Regions from separate parts of the Homo sapiens genome. Here region 1 is linked to region 2. Evidence: read pairs that join two places in POLR2A ChIA-PET (ENCODE). Cell type or tissue: OCI-LY7. All regions are shown on one strand. Links, peaks and the distances in the headings refer to the core of each region. The heading gives the core; the rest is flanking DNA. Region 1 holds the start of LOC105372310 (a long non-coding RNA gene). Region 2 has its middle 48 kb from the start of MIR1270.

Region 1 (8,621 bases), core at 400-8,399, 77 kb before region 2:
TGAATGCAATTTGTTTACAAACCCTACACATAACTATGCTAATCGTTCTGAAGTAATAAATAGAAAGCAAGATACAACTACAGACTCTACTGTTCAGTTTATGCACTGAACTGTTTTTGCTTTCACCGTATAAGTCCTTCAGCCTGCAAATATTGGGTAATTACCTTGGATAATCAGATTTCTTTCAAAGAAACTTAGTATCTTTCAGTCTTTATCATTCTGTATTGCAAAATTTAATCCTATCTTTGTGCTAAGCATCTGTGTGCTCTTAAAATGAGCATTTATCTAAACCATCTGTGTCTACTTTAAAGGACTAAAAATGAAAAAGATAAACTTTTCAGAAGCAAAAAGAAAGCAAAAAACCTGAAGTACTAGATAAAGATAATCTGGAGTCTGAAAAAATGACTAAAGGTTTATTTAACTGTTAATATAATTTACATATATTTCAAAAAAGCAGAGAAAAATATCTACATATAATCAAAATGCCTTAAGAAAAGAGAGAATAGTAAAATAGCTTTTTGATACTTTTTAAAGAGTTTTTGAACTCTTGGACACCTGAATTTTGCACACTATATGCACTTAAGGTGATGCTTATGGGAGAAAAACACAAGAGAGAATGATGTTATAAAAAAATCCATGCATGCAAAAGACCTTTGCAACAGAATAGAGAGACCAGAAATAATGCCACCCTCCTACAACCATCAGATTTTTGTCAAACCTGACAAGAGAAAAGTGGGAAGAATTCTCTCTTTAATAAATGATGCTGGAATAACTACCTAGCACTATGTAGAAGACAGAAACTGGACCCCTTCATTACACCATATACAAAAATCAGCTCAAGATAAATTAAAGACTTAAATGTAAAACTTAAAATTATAAGAAACCCTGCAATATAACCTAAAAAATACTGTTCTAGACATAGAAACTGGCAAAGACTTCATGATGAAGCTTCCAAAAGCTATTGCCACAAAAGCAAAAATTGACAAATGGGACCTATTTAAACTAAAGAGCTTCTTCACAGCAAAGGAAACTATCAACAGAGTAAAGAGACAACCTACAGAATAAAAGAAAATATTTGCAAACTTTGCCTCTGACAAAGGATTAATATCCAGAATTTATTAAGAGCTCAAACAAGTTTACAAGAAAAAAAACAAACAACCTCATTAAAAAGTAGAAAAAAAATGAACATATTCTTTTCAAAAGAAGACAAATGTGCAGTTAACAAGCATGTGAAAAAAATGCTCATTGCTAATTATTAGAGAAATTAAAAGAAAAACCACAATGAGATACTGCATCATACCCATCAGAATGGCTATTTTTTAAATGTCAAAAAATAACAGATGCTGGCAAGGTTGCAGAGAAAAGGGAATGCTTATACTCTGCTGGTGGGAGTGTAAATTAGTTCAACAGCTGTAAAAAGCAGTGTGGTGATTCCTCACAGAATTAAAAACAGAATTATCATTTGACTCAGGAACCTCATAATTGGGTATATACCCAAAGAAATATAAATTATTATAAAGACATATCCACATGCATGTTTATTGCAGCACTATTCACAATAGCAAAGGCATGGACGGGTCCTGAATGGCTATCTATGATAGACTGGATAAGGAAAATGTGGTATGGTCAGATGCGGTGGCTCACGCCTGTAATTGCAGCACTTTGGGAGGCTGAGGCAGGTGGATCACACGGTCAGGCGTTTGAGAGCAGCCTGGCCAACATAATGAAACCCTGTATCTACTAAAAATACAAAAAATTAGCCAGGTGTCGTGGCAGGCACCTGTAATCCCAGCTACTCACGAGGCTGAGGCAAGAGAGTCACTTGAACCCAGGAGGCAGAGGTTGCAGTGAGCCGAGATCACGCCAGTGTACTCCAACCGAGGTGACAGTGTGAGACTTTGTCAAAAAAAAAAAAACAAAGAAGAAGAAATTAAAAAAAAAGAAAAACGAACTGGACCTTTAATAACTTCCTCTTTCTGGCTTAATATTAGCCTTAGCTTGGAGTCTCTTGGTTAAAACTTTAATTTCCATGTCAGAGGTATTCACTTGGTGTTGAAACTAACTGAAAAATCCGGTGAAACTACTCAAAGTGTTTACATAAGGGAAGGAAATTTAAAGTGCTCACTTTTTTTTAATGGTTTTTTTTTTTGAGATGGAGTCTCTCTCTGTCACCCAGGCTGGAGTGCAATGGCACAATCTCAGCTCACTGCAGCCTCCACCTCCCGTGTTCAAGCCATTCTCCTGCCTCAGTCTTCCAAGTAGCTGGGACTACAGTCATGCGCCACCACACTCGGCTAATTTTTGTAATTTTAGTAGAGACGGGGTTTCGCCATGTTGGGCAGGCTGGTCTCAAACTCCTGACCTTAAGTGATCAAACCGCCTAGGCTTCCCAAAGTGTTGGGATTACAGTTATGAGCCAGTGTACCTGGCTAAGATGCTTACATTTTATTCCTCCATAAGAAAAGCAAATATATCTACTTCTTTCAGACAATATATGTATTATTTTATTATTTCTATTAAAAATAATGTAGTAAAAAATTAGTCATATGAGAAAACTTGTAGAAGATACCATGTTTCATCACATATAATTTAGCATTTAATTCAGAAATCAAGACAACATGATATAGAACTGAGATATTCACTGTCACAAATTTACCCTGCAAAAAGAGGAACTGATGTTTTGACAAGTCTATGTAACTCATCAATTATCTACCACATTTTCCTGTGGAAATATGTTTATTGTCTACAGTCAAAACAGAAGAGAGATTTTCTTTCTTTCTTTTTTTTTTTTTTTTATGGAGTCTATCTCTGTTGCCCAGGCTGGAGTGCAGTGGTGTGATCTTGGCTCACGGCAACCTCCACCTCCCAGGTTCAAGCAATTCTCTGCCTCAGCCTCCCAAGTAGCTGAGATTACAGGTGCCTGCCATCGCGCCTGGATAATTTTTGTATTTTTAGTAGAGACAGGGTTTCACTGTCTTGGACAGGCTGGTGTTGAAATCTTGACCTTGTGATGCATCCGCCTCGTCCTCCCAAAGTGCTAGGATTACCGGCATGAGCCACTGCGCTTGGCTGATAGCTAGCATTCTTAAAGCTAAGGCTTGGAATTCTGTTTGAAATCACTCAGCCATAGAAAACACCTGGCCAGGCATGGGGGCTCATGCCTGTAATCTCAGCACTTTGGGAGGCTGAGGCAGGCAGATCACGAGGTCAGGAGTTCGAGACCAGCATGACCAACATGGTGAAACCTGTCTCTACTAAAAATTAAAAAATTAGCCGGGCATGGTGGCATGGTACCTGTAATTTCAGCTACTCAAAAGGCTGAGGCAGGAGATTCCCTTGAACCCGGGTGGCAAAGCTGAGATCATGCCACTTGTTGGGGTGATCAGACCCAATACCAGACCATTGTGGCTATGAAGTCCAGTGGAGTCAAAGGAATGAGAAAAGACAGGTTAAGAGTACATAAGGTGGGTCCAGAGGGCCAAAGCTAGTATGGAAACTGTGAGGGCCCCAAGCTTTGGAAGCCCACACTATTTATTGGTGATCAAACAAAGAAGCAGGTGGTGAGGATGTGTGGATGTGGGGGTAAACAGGTGAGGACATAAGGACGTGAGGGTAGAAAGGTAACAGTGCATCAAGTGTAGCTGTGACGGTTTAGCATTTTCTTTGACACATAAAGAGTATGCTCTGCTGCTTGAGATAATGGAGAACATATTTATGAGCCTGGGAGAGCAACCAACAAGTCTGTGCACATTCTAGAGGCCACGAGGGGTTTTATGCCCTGAGCCTTGGATTCCATCCAAGCCGTGAGGGGTTTTATGCCCTGGGCTCAGATTTGTGTTTTGTCAGGGCAGCCTTCCACCATTTGGCACAGAGTTTGATGTTCCAAAGGCCATGAGGGATTTTAGACCCTGGACCCAGGACATCTTCCAAGACTCTTTTATATTATGACAGACAAGCCAGTCCTGCCTCAGCTCTTCTACCAACACCACTGCACTTCAGCCTGGTTGACAGAGCTAGACTCCATCTCAAACAAAAACAAACAATCAAACAGAAAAACACCTGAAAATATTCCTAAGGTTACTCTGGGAAAGAAAAAGGTAAATAAGAATTATTAACTAATAGAATATATGATTAAATACTAATTTTTGAAACTCATCTCTATTATGTCTTTTGTAAATATTTTCTTATTTTTCAGCCCCTACTAATAAAATGCAAATCACAGTAAAAAATACTGATACAGCTCAGTGCAGTGGCTCATGCCTGTAATCACAACACTTTGGGGGCCAAGGCAGGGAGATCACTTCACACCAGAAGTTTTGGAGCAGCCTGGTCCCTCTCTACTAAAAACACAAAAACTAGCCAGGCAAAGTGTTGTGCACCTAGCTACTTGGGAGGCCAAGGAATGAGAATCACTTGAACCCAGGAGGGGGAGGTTGCAGTGAGCCGAGATCAAGCCACTGCATTGCAGCCTGTGTAACAGAGTGAAACCGTCAAAAAAAAAAAAAAAAAAAAAAAAAACCCGAAAAAACGAAAAAACCTGAGGTCAAAATAAGTAAAGAAATCTTTTCAATGTACAGACCCAATCATCCAACCCATCCTGTTCACTTACATGCTCAATAACCACCCTCCCAGGAGACACTGCTCTATGCCCCAGTGAGTGCCCCAGGTGCATTTTACTTTGTTTTTATGCCATCTCACTGGGGTCAGTTTTTTTGTCTTTTGGAATTTTTTATTTTTATTACAAAATTTTCACTGTTTTTATTTCACTGTTTTTCTGCCCCCACTCAAGAAAATCCAGGGGGCAGAAATTATTTGTTTTGCCCTCAATACCAGCATTTGATTGGCTGACCAGCAATGTGTATCCAAAAAATGGAAGCTAGGTTGGGTGAAGAAAATCTTCATGTCTCAAGGGGTTAGCTTTAAAAAAAGAAAAAGAAAAATAAAAACAAACATGCACCAGGAGATGCCTTTCACCTCCAAGGCTGCCACCTGCTCCCTTGAGAGGCTACACTCCATACTTCAGGTGGTTCTATGGGAGAAAATGACCCAAGAGACAATAGTCACTAGACACATAGCCATAGCCATAGTGGGTATCTTGGTTTATCCCCAGAAAGTACTAAAACCCAGGCCCAGAAAAAAAAAACTGAAGGATAGCTGAGGACACATCACCCTATGAAGTTTCCAAAGGGTAATCTTAACCTAAAAACATTCTGGTAAGTTCTCTGGAAAAAAAAAAGCAAAAGAGGGACAGATATTTTTACAATACAGTGTCAGGGGATTATTCTTTGCTTTCTTCTCAGGGAAAATATTTACAAACAGAAAAAAATCTCTTCAATACTGTTATGCCATGCTTTGTATAAAATGATTAATTGAGGAACATGGGGTACACTTGAGGCGCTGCTTGGGGCACATGTGAAAAATGCCAGGAAAAATCAGTCCCCTGTGGGATGTGAAAATAATTAAGTGGCAGGCAATTAGACTGAGGATGCTCTAGTACCCAGATTCCTACTTCTAAAAAAAAAAAAATCTAAACTCAAGTGCATTTTTTGGTAAATTACTACATTAGGGGAACAAAATTCAAGCTTAAACAACTATAAACTACCACTTAAACTCTGATTAAATAACCAGGGAATTTCCACCTTGATTGTACCAATTAAGAAACTACGTAACTGCATCTAACCAATTATTGAATTTGGTTTTCTTCTTCATGCACCTTATAAATGTCTTTTCTTCAAGACCCTCCCACGGAGAACAAACTACAAACTATAGCTAGCTGGTCTACAATTCTTGAATCTCTCTTTTTGAGGCTGGGCACGGTGGCTCAAGCCTGTAATCCCAGCCCTTTGGGAGGCTGAGGCGGGCAGATCACAAGGTCAGGAGATCGAGACCATCCTGGCTAACACGGTGAAACTGCCTCTCTACTAAAAATACAAAAAATTAGCCAGGCACGGTGGCAGGAGCCTGTAGTCCCAGCTATTCAGGAGGCTGAGGCAGGAGAATGGTGTGAACCCAGGAGATGGAGCTTGCAGTGAGCCGAGATTGCGCCACTGCACTCCAGCCTGGGTGACAGAGCGAGACTCCGTCTCAAAAAAAAAAAATTATTTGATATTTTTACAGTGACTCCCAAAATTTTTTTTTTAAGACAGACTCTTGCTCTGTCGCCCAGGCTGGAGTGCAGTGGCATGATCTCAGCTGACAACAACCTCGGCCTCCCAGGTTCAAGCCATTCTCTTTTCTCTGCCTCCCGAGTACCTAGGACTACAGACATTCGCCATCACACCCAGCTAATTTTTGTATTTTTAGGAGAGATGGGGTTTCCCCATTTTGTCCAAGCTGGTCTTCAACTCCTGACCTCAAGTGATCTGCCCCCCTCAGCCTCCCCTAGTCCCCACACAATCTGGGAGAGATGCCACACTGCGGGTGCAGAGTCACCTGGAGAGGGCTCCAGGCCAGGGCACAGTCACTGAGCAGGGAAGAGAAAGGACGGCCGGGAGCCCAGCTGTCAGCATAGCGGCCATCTTATGGCTGAAGGGTACTGAGGCTGAGCTGGGCAAGGAGAACTCGGAAAGCAGATTGTGGAGCTGACTATGGGGAGGCCTGGGTCCTGCCACAGCCATTTTCCTGCCAAGGGAGGCTGTGACTGAGCGGGCTACCCAGCCTGGGAAACTGCTTTTTCCATGGAACTGTGCAACCCACAGTTCAGAAGATTCCACTTGTGAACCCTTGCCACTGGAGCCTGAGATCTGAACCCTGGAGGTGAGCAATTCTCAACAGCCTCTCTCCTAGAATCTGCTTAAGCCTGCCAAGATCCCGGGGGAGGGGTGTGGGGAAAAGAGAGATCAGACTGCTACTGTGTCTATGTAGAAAGAAGTAGACATGAGACTCCATTTTGTTCTGTACTAAGAGAAATTCTTCTGCCTTGAGATGCTGTTAATCTGTAACCCTAGCCCCAACCCTATGCTTCCTGAGACATGTGCTGTGTTGACTCAAGGTTTAATGGATTTAGGGCTATGCAGGATGAGCTTTGTTAAAAAAGTGCTTAAAGGCAGTATGCTTGTTAAAAGTCATCACCATTCTCTAATCTCGAGTACCCAGGGACACAATACACTATGGAAGTTGGCAGGGATCTCTGCCTAGGAAAGTCAGGTATTGTCCAAGGTTTCTCCTCATATAATAGCCTGAGTTATTGCCTCATGGGAAGGGAAAGACCTGACCATCCCCCAGCCTGACCCCCATAAAGGGTCTGTGCTGAGGAGGATTAGTAAAAGAGGAAGGCCTCTTTGCAGTTGAGACAAGAGGAAGGCATCTGTCTCCTGCTTGTCCCTGGGAATGGAATGTCTTGGTGTAAAACCTGATCACACATTCTATTTACTGAGATAGGAGAAAACTGCCTTATGGCTGGAGGTGAGATGTGCTGGCGGCAGTACTGCTCCTTAATGCACTGAGATGTTTGTGTAAAGTCAAACATAAATCTGGCCTACGTGCACATCAACGCACAGTGTCTTTCCTTAACTTATTTATGACACAGAGATCTTTTCTCACGTGTTTTCCTGCTGACCCTCTTCCCACCATTACCCTATAGTCCTGCCACATCCCCCTCTCTGAGATGGTAGAGATAGTGATCAATAAATACTGAGGGAACTCAGAGACCAGTGCCAGCGCGGGTCCTCTGTATGTTGAGTGCCGGTCCCCTGGGCCCACTGTTCTTTCTCTATACTTTGTCTCTGTGTCTTATTTCTTTTCTCAGTCTCTCATCCCACTTGATGAGAAACACCCACAGGTTTGGAGGGGCAGGACACCCCTTCATCTGGTGCCCAATGTGGGTGCTTTTCTTTAGGTTGAAGGTATGCCAGAGCGTGGTCATTGAGGACAAGTTGATGAGAGATTCCCGAGTACATCTATGGTCAGCCTTGCGGTAAGCTTGTGCGCTCAGAAGAACCTAGGGTAACAATGGGATAAACTGAAAGTAAATATGCCTCTTAGCTTTATTAAAATTCTTTTAAGAAGAGGGGGAGTTAGAGTCTCTACAGAAAATCTAATCACGCTACTTCAAACAATAGAACAATTCTGCCCATGGTTTCCAGAACAGGGAACTTTAGATCTAAAAGATTGGGAAAAAATTGGCAAAGAATTAAACAAGCAAGTAGGGAGGGTAAAATCATCCCACTTACAGTATGGAATGATTGGGCCCTTATTAAAGCAGCTTTAGAACTGTTTCAAACAGGAGAAGATAGTTTCAGTTTCTGATGCCCCTGAAAGCTGTGTAATAGATTGTGAAGAAGAGGCAGGGATAGAATCCTAGAAAGGAACGGAAAGTTCACATTGTAAATATGTAGCAGAGTCTGTAATGACTCAGTCAATGCAAAATGTTGACTACAGTCAATTACAGGAGGTAATATATCCTGAAACATTAGAATTAGAAGAAAAAGGTCCAGAATTAGTGGGGCCATCAGAGTCTAAACCATGATGGCCAACTCCTCTTCCAGCAGTTCAGATGCCTGTAACATTACAACCTCAAATGCAGGTTAGACAAGTACAAACCTGAAGAGAATAACAAATAGAGAAAGATAGAGTATCTGTCACAGCAATGCCAATCCAAATACAGTATCCACAATATCAGC
Region 2 (8,621 bases), core at 172-8,171:
TGCATCTGGTGTATTCTGTTATGACATATACCAAGTTTTATTAAATTTAAAAATACTGACTGGGTGCAGTGGCTCTTGCCTATAATCCTAACACTTTGGGAGACCGAGGTTAGAGGATGCATTGGGGCCAAAAGTTTGAGACTAGTCTGGGCAATATAGTCAGATCCAAACACTACAAACAAGCAAATAATTAGCCAGATGTGGTAGTGCATGTCTGTAGTCCTAGCTACTCAGAAAACTGAGGTAAAAAGATCACTTGAGCCCAGGAGGCTGAGGCTACAGTGGGCCAAACTTATGCTACTACACTCCATCCTGTGTGATGGTAAAAATCTTATCTTAAAACAACAACAGCCATTATTTTAAAAAGATTAAAATTTTGTATAAGTTGCTGGCTCTTTAAAGTTTACAGAGGAAACAGAGGGCAGCAATGTCTGAATAAGTCTGTATTTAGAAAACAACTTGTACACATTTACTCATGCAATGTTCATTAAGCAGGTACTGTGTGCTCAAGAGTATGATACAGAGCACAGCACTGGGAATAACATTATGTAATTCTCATAACACCCTGGGAGCTTGTACTAAGGTTTTAATAAATTTCAGTATTTATATAAAAGGCCCAGCATTTTTATTTCTTCTTGCATTTCCCTATCATCAAAATTTTAAAAAACTATCAAGAATAAAAGCTAAATAGAGACAGATATAAGAGATATAAAAAGGTAGAGTTTAATGTAGTTTAGAGAAAATTTCATTCTGTCTATATTTACTTTTTTGTGACTTGTGGAGCAACTACTGGATATGCAGGAATAGAAAACAAGTTCCTAAATAGAATGTTTCTGCAAATAGTGGTTTTCATAGAAAATTTAAAAACTAAGACCCTACAATACATACTTTATTTTTCTCATTTATCTGCTTTTGGGTTTCAGGAAATTGTTAGCACCAGCTCTAGAAAGGCAGCAGGATTCACCAGCTGAAACTCTGATCTCTTCTAATCAGTTCTGTGAGGCAAGACTCCAGGGTAGGGTCAGAACTAAATAAGGCCTCCAGAAAAGGTCAATCTGAAAGAACTGGGCCAGGAAGTAAACCCTATGTAGAATTCTGTTCTCTATGTCATTGGGAGATTTCCGTTTTCTTTTTTCTAATCTTACCTAAAAGAAACTTAAATCCCAGAGTCTGTAATTTTAATCTTTTCTAGCCAATGCCCTGTCAACTTTATACTACATGATAATATGCAATTTAAACAAATCCCTTCAGTTTTTCTAGGGTAATTTTATTAGAAAATAAATACATACACTTAACAAGGTGAAAGAATAAAAATTATATGGCCCAGTGCGGTGGCTCATGCCTGTAATCCCAGCACTTTGGGAGGCTTTGGCAGGTGGATCATGAGGTCAGGAGTTCAAGACCAGCCTGACTGAGATGGTGAAACCTCGTCTCTACTAAAAATACAAAAATTAGCCGGGTGCGGTGGCAGGCACCTGTAATCCCAGTTACTTGAGTGGCTGAGGAAGGAGAATTGCTTGAACCCGAGTGGCAGAGGTTGCAGTGAGCTGAGATCACACCACTAAACTCCAGCCTGTATGACAAATTGAGATTCCATCTCCAAAAAAAAAAAAGAAAGAAAAGAAATTAAAATTATAATAACAATTCTTCTGTTCATAAATATCCCTTCAGCTGTGGACTTCAGAAGTCACAACAATATAAAGAAAGTGGCAAATAAAGCCCAAGATTTTGGACACATCTATTTGTTGTACCAACCATATGATGCATAATTCAATTATTTATCCAGTTGCTAGTCTAGACTGAAAGTTTCTGGATTGTTGGAACCATGACTGCTTCATGTATTTTTTTAATGGCCATATAAATTGGAAGCTACTAGTTTATCTGTTTGGGTCTCCAGATCTTCTCCTTGTTTATCATCCCAGTACCAGGAAACTAGAGAAACTCATCTGGGTACCAACCAAAGACATCTTTTATATGAGGGGATGAACAAACACAGGATGACTCATTTCTCTTACACTGAGACAGAAGCAGAAGTAATCACTCTTGTCTGCTCTGGACATCCTCAAATGCTTCAAAGACACCTAGGTGACTGAGAGAATTCCCATTGACCTGGGGCTGATGGCCCAGTGATAAGCCAGGTTGGAGAGACTCAGGCCGATTCTAAATAAAAAATGGAACTGCCTTGGTGGAGCTCAAAAACCTGGATCACCCGTCCTGATTTGCTAGCTCTTGGGTAAAAGAAAGAACAAAAATGCTCTACTCCAGTATCACATTTTACAGGTAAATTTAGTTGTGATCATGGTTCTGGATACTTTGTGGCCTCGATCTCTCATGCCTAAGATGCTTATTTACACTTACAGATTCTGCCATCACATTCTATTTCCTCCTGGATCCTCTCACATCACTGTAGCAGGGCAATGAACAAAATGTGAAAAATCTCAAAATGCCACACTCCCAAATGGGAGCTTAAGATGTCAAGACTGACATCTCACAGTGCAGAAAATGCCTTTTGTTAGTTTTCTGTACATCTCCGTCCAAAGTCCAGACCTTTTTTGTAAATTCCAGGCAGAGGGCAGACCTTATCTGCAGATTCTAGGTAGGATCAACCTGGCTCTGCATCCTATGGTGTTACAGTAAGTGGAGTACAAAGGAGGGATCCCCTCATAGAGGCTGCTCTAGCACATTCTAAATAAGTCTAAATGGAAAAAAAAAAAGCTGATGTAACATGAATGTAAGTAGACAGTTTATTTGGGTCAACTTTAGATTATAAACTGGGAGCAAATATTCAAGTTGCCTTAAATCTACACTTTGATTAGCAGCAGTTACAAGAAGATTTGTAAAGACAACAAGAGAAAGAGAGAGAGTGGGCTGACACAAAGTTGTTTTTCAGAAAATTTTATTTATTTACAGAAATGACTTTGATTATTGATTAGAAATATATGGTTATGGTTTAGGGTATGGGATATAGGGTCCAAGGCAGCATTATTAGTTTATTTTATGGCTACTTGTGGCAATAGTGAACAGTTTCAAGAGATAAATACATAGTTCAAAGGGGGGAGAAAGACATAACTGCACTTTCATTTTAATGTCTGAGTTTGATAACCAAAAGAACTTGCATTTTTCAGATAAACGTTTTTTATTTCCCAATCTCAAGACTGGGATTCAAAATTTGGAGCTGCAGATTTAGGGCCTGAATGTCTGAAGTAGCAGCACGTGTTACCTGCAAATTTGTGAGCATTTTAGCAAGAGGAGGAAGAAGAAAGTAGAGATCCTCTTGTCTACATGTCTACTCAATGCACACGTTACTTTAATTGGATTTGTGGGTCCCATGATCTCTGAATCAGTTTCAGATCTGAAGATACAAGAGTCAGTGAAAGAGGTAAAATGACTGATTACTGTATTGTGAAATTTATAGAAATCTGATCTAGCCTCTCTAGAAGTGACTGTAGAGGACTATAGATACCAAATAGGCAGAGACACAATTCTTCCTGCATATTTATGGGACAGCATGCACTGTGCTGCACAACTGTGAGTTCACTAGAAGCCTGAGAGGGAGTCTCCTCTGGAGTAAATTCTGGTTGGCACCTTATGTGTTTATATTATGTCTGGTAATTCTAGACAGTGTTTTGAAACAATAATTAAAAGAAAAGTTTTCTCCATCCCCAGAAGAATGCCACAATAGAACAGAAAGAAAATGGTTTTATTACACAATTAAACTTGAATGTGACATGCATCATAGTCAATCTGCTTAACAGACTGCAATAATAAAAAGACGGACATCATAATTAGTCCACAAGTAGAATTTACAGCACCATGTCATACATAGTTCATTCTAAATTCACCTGGAGATTGAAGAGGTCATCTGTGTATGCTAATTGCTTATATTCAATGATAAATAATCTTTTCACATCTTCATAACAGGAGGTAGTTTAGCACCTTGAAGCCAGGTACCTGATGAAGCTAGGCTTTCACTCTGCTACAAAAATGGTTGAATAGGGTTCTATGTTTTTGGCTATTTATATTTTAGAGCAGTGGTTCTGTACTCCCTGGCACTGGGCTACAGCACTCCTGCTTGATTTCACCTGGTTGCTAGTGTCCTCTTGACTTCTACCATCTGTCACTGAGGAACAGCCCAGAGCACAGCTCACATTTTATGTGAAGTCTATTTGCCACAGCAGCACTCTAGTGTCACATCAGAGAGGGAAGCCTGAGCTGCAGGAGGAGAGCCTGCAGGCCTCCTGGGTAGAATGACACATTCACAATAATGGAAATGAGAGCAGTGTTTCAGCCCATTTCTACTTATAATGGTGACCAGGGAAAAATACTGCTGATTTTCCAGCATGAATCCAGATAGAGATAGCTCCAGAAGTTCTCACTGTGACAGCCCAGCTTATTCCAAAATCAAGGGTTATGAATAAGGCTTCTGAAACAGAGACCCAAAGCACTGGAGAGAAAAACAGATCTCCGTCGGAGCAAGATGGTTCTGAGAGAAAAAAGTTAAAATGATCTTAAGAAAAATCTCAGACTACATATAACATTGATTATGTCAGATAGAAAATATTCCCCTAAAAGAAATTTCTCTCTAAACACCTAAAGTGTACAGCTACTCTCAACATGAGAAACATGAGCATTATGAAGAAAGGGGGCAGATTTTCAGAAGAATTTTATAAAGTTTCTTTTCTATCTCTGCTGTTCTCTCATCTCCTAGCCATTGAATGGGGGTTCTACGTTGAAATATATTTGACAACTTCCAACAACACTTTCTGATGAAGAAATAGAATCTGACTGTGTTCATATAGTGGAATATGTTAGAACTTGCAACACAGCTAACTGAAGAGCTATTATGGTTTTTGCATGGCCACATCACCTAACCTTATTTGTCCTGCAATAGCAGCATACCAATTTAGTGAAATAAAATATACTAAAATAGTGTTTACTCAAAATTATCTCTATTGAATAAAGTAACAAACATGTCACACTAATATCTACTTACTGTAACAATTTGGTAGTAAAGTTCCTTTGGATATTAAATATAAATATCAAAGTATAAATAATTTTAATGAACTAGTGTTAATGTAGATAGCATTTAAAAAATTAAAACTTCAGTTAAAACATTTTATATTTCAAAAGTATAAATAACAATATTAAAATAACCATTTAAGTGATTCATTCAAAGTAAGTAGTGCAGCTTTGTATTGGTACTATTGTAGAAAATACTGTTTCTGGCTTATGCCTGTAATCCCAGCACTTAAGAGGCTGAGGAGGGTGGATCACCTGAGGTCAAGAGTTCAAGATCAAGGTGGTGAACATGGTAACACCCCATTTCTACTATAAATACAAAAACTTAGTCATGCAGGGTGAGGCATGCGTATAATTCCAGCTACTTGGGAGGCTGAGGCAGGAGAATCACTTCAACCTGGGAGGCAGTGGTTGCAGTGAGCTGAGATCACACCACTGCACTCCAGCCTGGGCAACAGAGTGAGACTCTGTCTCAAAATAAAAGAGAAAATACAGTTTAATGTACATGAATGCAGATTGTCCACAAACATTACACATAATTATGCTAATTGTTATGAAGTAATAAATAGAAAGCAAGATACAACTACAGACTCCACTGTTTAGTTTATACCCTGAACTGTTTTTGCTTTTGCAGTATAAGCACTTCAGCCTGCAAATATTGGATAATTACCTTGGATTTTCAGGTTTCTGTCAAAGAAATATAGTATCTTTTAGTCTTTATCATTCTGTATTGCTAAATTTAATCTTATCTTTGTGCTAAGCTTCTGTGTGCTCTTTTTTTTAATTATTATTATACTTTAAGTTTTAGGATACATGTGCACAATGTGCAGGTTAGTTACATGTGTATACACGTGCCATGCTGGTGTGCTGCACCCATTAACTCGTCATTTAGCATTTGGTATATCTCCTAATGCTATCCCTCCCCCCTCCCCCCTCTGTGTGCTCTTAAAATGAGCTCTTATCTAAACAAATCTGTCTACTTTAAAGGACTAAAAATGAAAAAAATAAACTTTTCAGAACCGAAAACAAAGCAATAAATCTGAATTATCAGATAATCTGAAGACAGAAAAAATGACAAAAGTCTTATTTAGTTGTTAATATGATTTACATATATTTCCAAAAGCAGAGAAAAATATCTATATATAATCTAGATCCCTCAACAAAAGAGGGAATAGCAAAACTTTTTTTGGAACTTTTTTTTTTTTGTTTGTTTGTTTCGAGACGGAGTCTCGCTCTGTCGCCCAGGCTGGAGTGCAGTGGCGCGATCTCAGCTCACTGCCGGCTCCGCCTCCCGGGTTCACGCCATTCTCCTGCCTCAGCCTCCCGAGTAGCTGGGACTACAGGCGGCCGCCACCATGCCTGGCTAATTTTTTTGTACTTTTAGTAGAGACGGGGTTTCATCGTGTTAGCCAGGATGGTCTCGACCTCCTGACCTCGTGATCCACCCTCCTCGGCCTCCCAAAGTGCTGGGATTACAGGCTTGAGCCACCGCGCCCGGCCTTTTTTCAGAACTTTTTAATGAGTTTTTGAACCCTTGGACATCTGAAATTTGCACACTGTATGCACTTGAAAGAAGGTTTATGGGGAAGCTGGGTGGGGTGGCTCATGCCTGTAATCCCAACACTTTGGGAGACCAAGGCAGTCAGATCACGAGGTTTGGTGGTCGAGACCATCCTGGCTAACACGGTGAAACCGCATCTCTACTAAAAATACAAAAAATTAGCCAGGCGTGGTGGTGGGCACCTGTAGTCCCAGATACTCGGGAGGCTGAGGAAGGAGAATGGCCTGAACCCGGGAGGCAGGGCTTGCAGTGAGCCGAGATCGCGCCACTGCACTCCAGCCTGGTCAACCGAGCGAGACACTGTCTCGAAAAATAAAAAATAAAAAATAAATTAAAAAAAGAAGGTTTATGGGGAAAAAAAACCCAGAAGATAAAAAGATATTACATAAAATCCATAAATACTCAAGACCAATTAAACAGAATAGAGAGCCCAGAAATAATGCCACCTTCCTACAACCATCAGATTTTTTACAAAGTTGACAAGAAGAATGTGGGAAGATTTTTCTCTGTAATAAATGGTGCTGGAATAATAGCTAACACTATGTAGAAGACAGAAACTTGACCCCTTCGTTGCACCACATACAAAAATCAACTCAAGATAAAATAAAGACTTAAATGAAAAACTTAAAATTATAAAGAAACCCTGCAAGATAACCTAGGAAATACCATTCTTGACACAGAAACAGGTAAAGACTTCATGATGAAACTACAAAAACCAACTGCAACAAAAGCAAAAATTGACAAATGGGACCTATTTGAACTTAAGAGCTTCTTCACAGGAAAGGAAACTATGAATAGAGCAAACAGACAACCTACAGAGTAAGAGAAAATAGTTGCAAATTTTGCCTCTTACAAAGGCCTAATATACACAATTTATTAAGAACTGAAATGAGTTTAGAAGAAAAAACCAAGAAACCTCATTAAAAAGTAGGCAAAAAATATGAACGGATGCTTTTCAAAAGACATACATGTGGCTAACAAACATTATGAAAAAAAGGTCACTGCTAATCATTAGAGAAATTAAAAGAAAAACACAATGAGAAACCACCTCACTCACACACGTCAGAATGGCTATTTTTAAAAAGTCAAAAAATAACAGATGCTGGCAAAGTTGCAGAGAAAAAGGAATGCTTATACTCTCCTGGTGGGGGTGTAAATTAGTTCAACAACTTAAAAAGCAGTGTGGCGATTCCTCACAGAACTAAAAACAGAATTATCATCTGATCCAGGAGCCTCAAAACTGGGTATATACCCAAAGAAATATAAATGTTTATATTATAAAGACACATCCACATGCATGTTCACTGCAGCACTATTCACAATAGCAAAGACACGGACAGGCCCTGAATGCTTATCAGTGGTAGACTGGATAAAGAAAATATAATATGGTCAGATGCGGTGGCTCATGCCTGTAATCCCAGCACTTTGGGAGGCCACAGCAGGTGGATTGCCTGAGCTTAGAAGTTCGAGACCAACCTGGGCAACATGGCAAAATCCTGTCTCCACGGAAAATACAAAAAGAAAAATTGGCAAGGCATGGTAACACACACGTTTAGTCCCAAGGTTGAGGCTAAAGTAAGCCAATATCATGCCATGGCACTCTGGCCTGGGCAATAAATGAAACCCTGTCTCCAAAAATAAAATAAAATAAAAGATTTAGTAAAAACAAAATATGGTACATAAATATCATGGAATACTCTGTAGCCATTAAAAAATAATTATCATGTCCTTTGCAAGAACATAGATGAAGCTGGAGACCATTATTCTTACAAAACTAATGCAAAGTCTGGGCGCGGTGGCTCACACCGGTAATCCCAGCACTTTGGGAGGCGGAGGCGGGCTAATCACCGGAGGTTGGGAGATTAAGACCAGACTGATCAACGTGGAGAAACCCCGTCTTTACTAAAAATACAAAATTAGCCAAGCGTGGTGGTGCGTGCCTGTAATCTCAGCTACTTGGAAGGTTGAGGCAGGAGAATCCCTTGATCCCCGGAGGTGAAAGTTGCGGTGCGCTGAGATGGCACCACTGCACTCCAGCCTG

What was found. ChIA-PET counts read pairs that join two places held together with the same protein. Peaks named below come from ENCODE experiments on the same cell type or tissue, not always from the same donor. Only the 100,000 strongest peaks of a DNase experiment are listed, where the experiment ranks them.
Region 1: POLR2A ChIA-PET joins it to region 2 with 13 read pairs; 2 of 35 experiments call an interaction of 5 or more read pairs at or near these places.

The regions. Positions count from the first base shown.
Region 1 is chr19:20,269,769-20,278,389 of GRCh38, forward strand. It overlaps LOC105372310 (a long non-coding RNA gene), which reads right to left and starts at 2,060. Exons shown (of 7, transcript XR_007067164.1): 1 at 1,958-2,060. It overlaps LOC105372314 (a long non-coding RNA gene), which reads left to right and starts at 6,409. Exons shown (of 3, transcript XR_936407.3): 1 at 6,409-6,756; 2 at 7,838-7,915. In OCI-LY7, for the core only: no CTCF peak of the experiment used is centred there; DNase peaks (open chromatin) are centred at 1,993, 2,693, 3,643, 4,613 and 2 weaker places; H3K4me3 peaks cover 4,063 bases; H3K27ac peaks cover 5,558 bases.
Region 2 is chr19:20,347,314-20,355,934 of GRCh38, forward strand. It overlaps the pseudogene BNIP3P20. Among named protein-coding and RNA genes, the nearest start is that of MIR1270, 48 kb to the right of the region's middle. In OCI-LY7, for the core only: no CTCF peak of the experiment used is centred there; no DNase peak of the experiment used is centred there.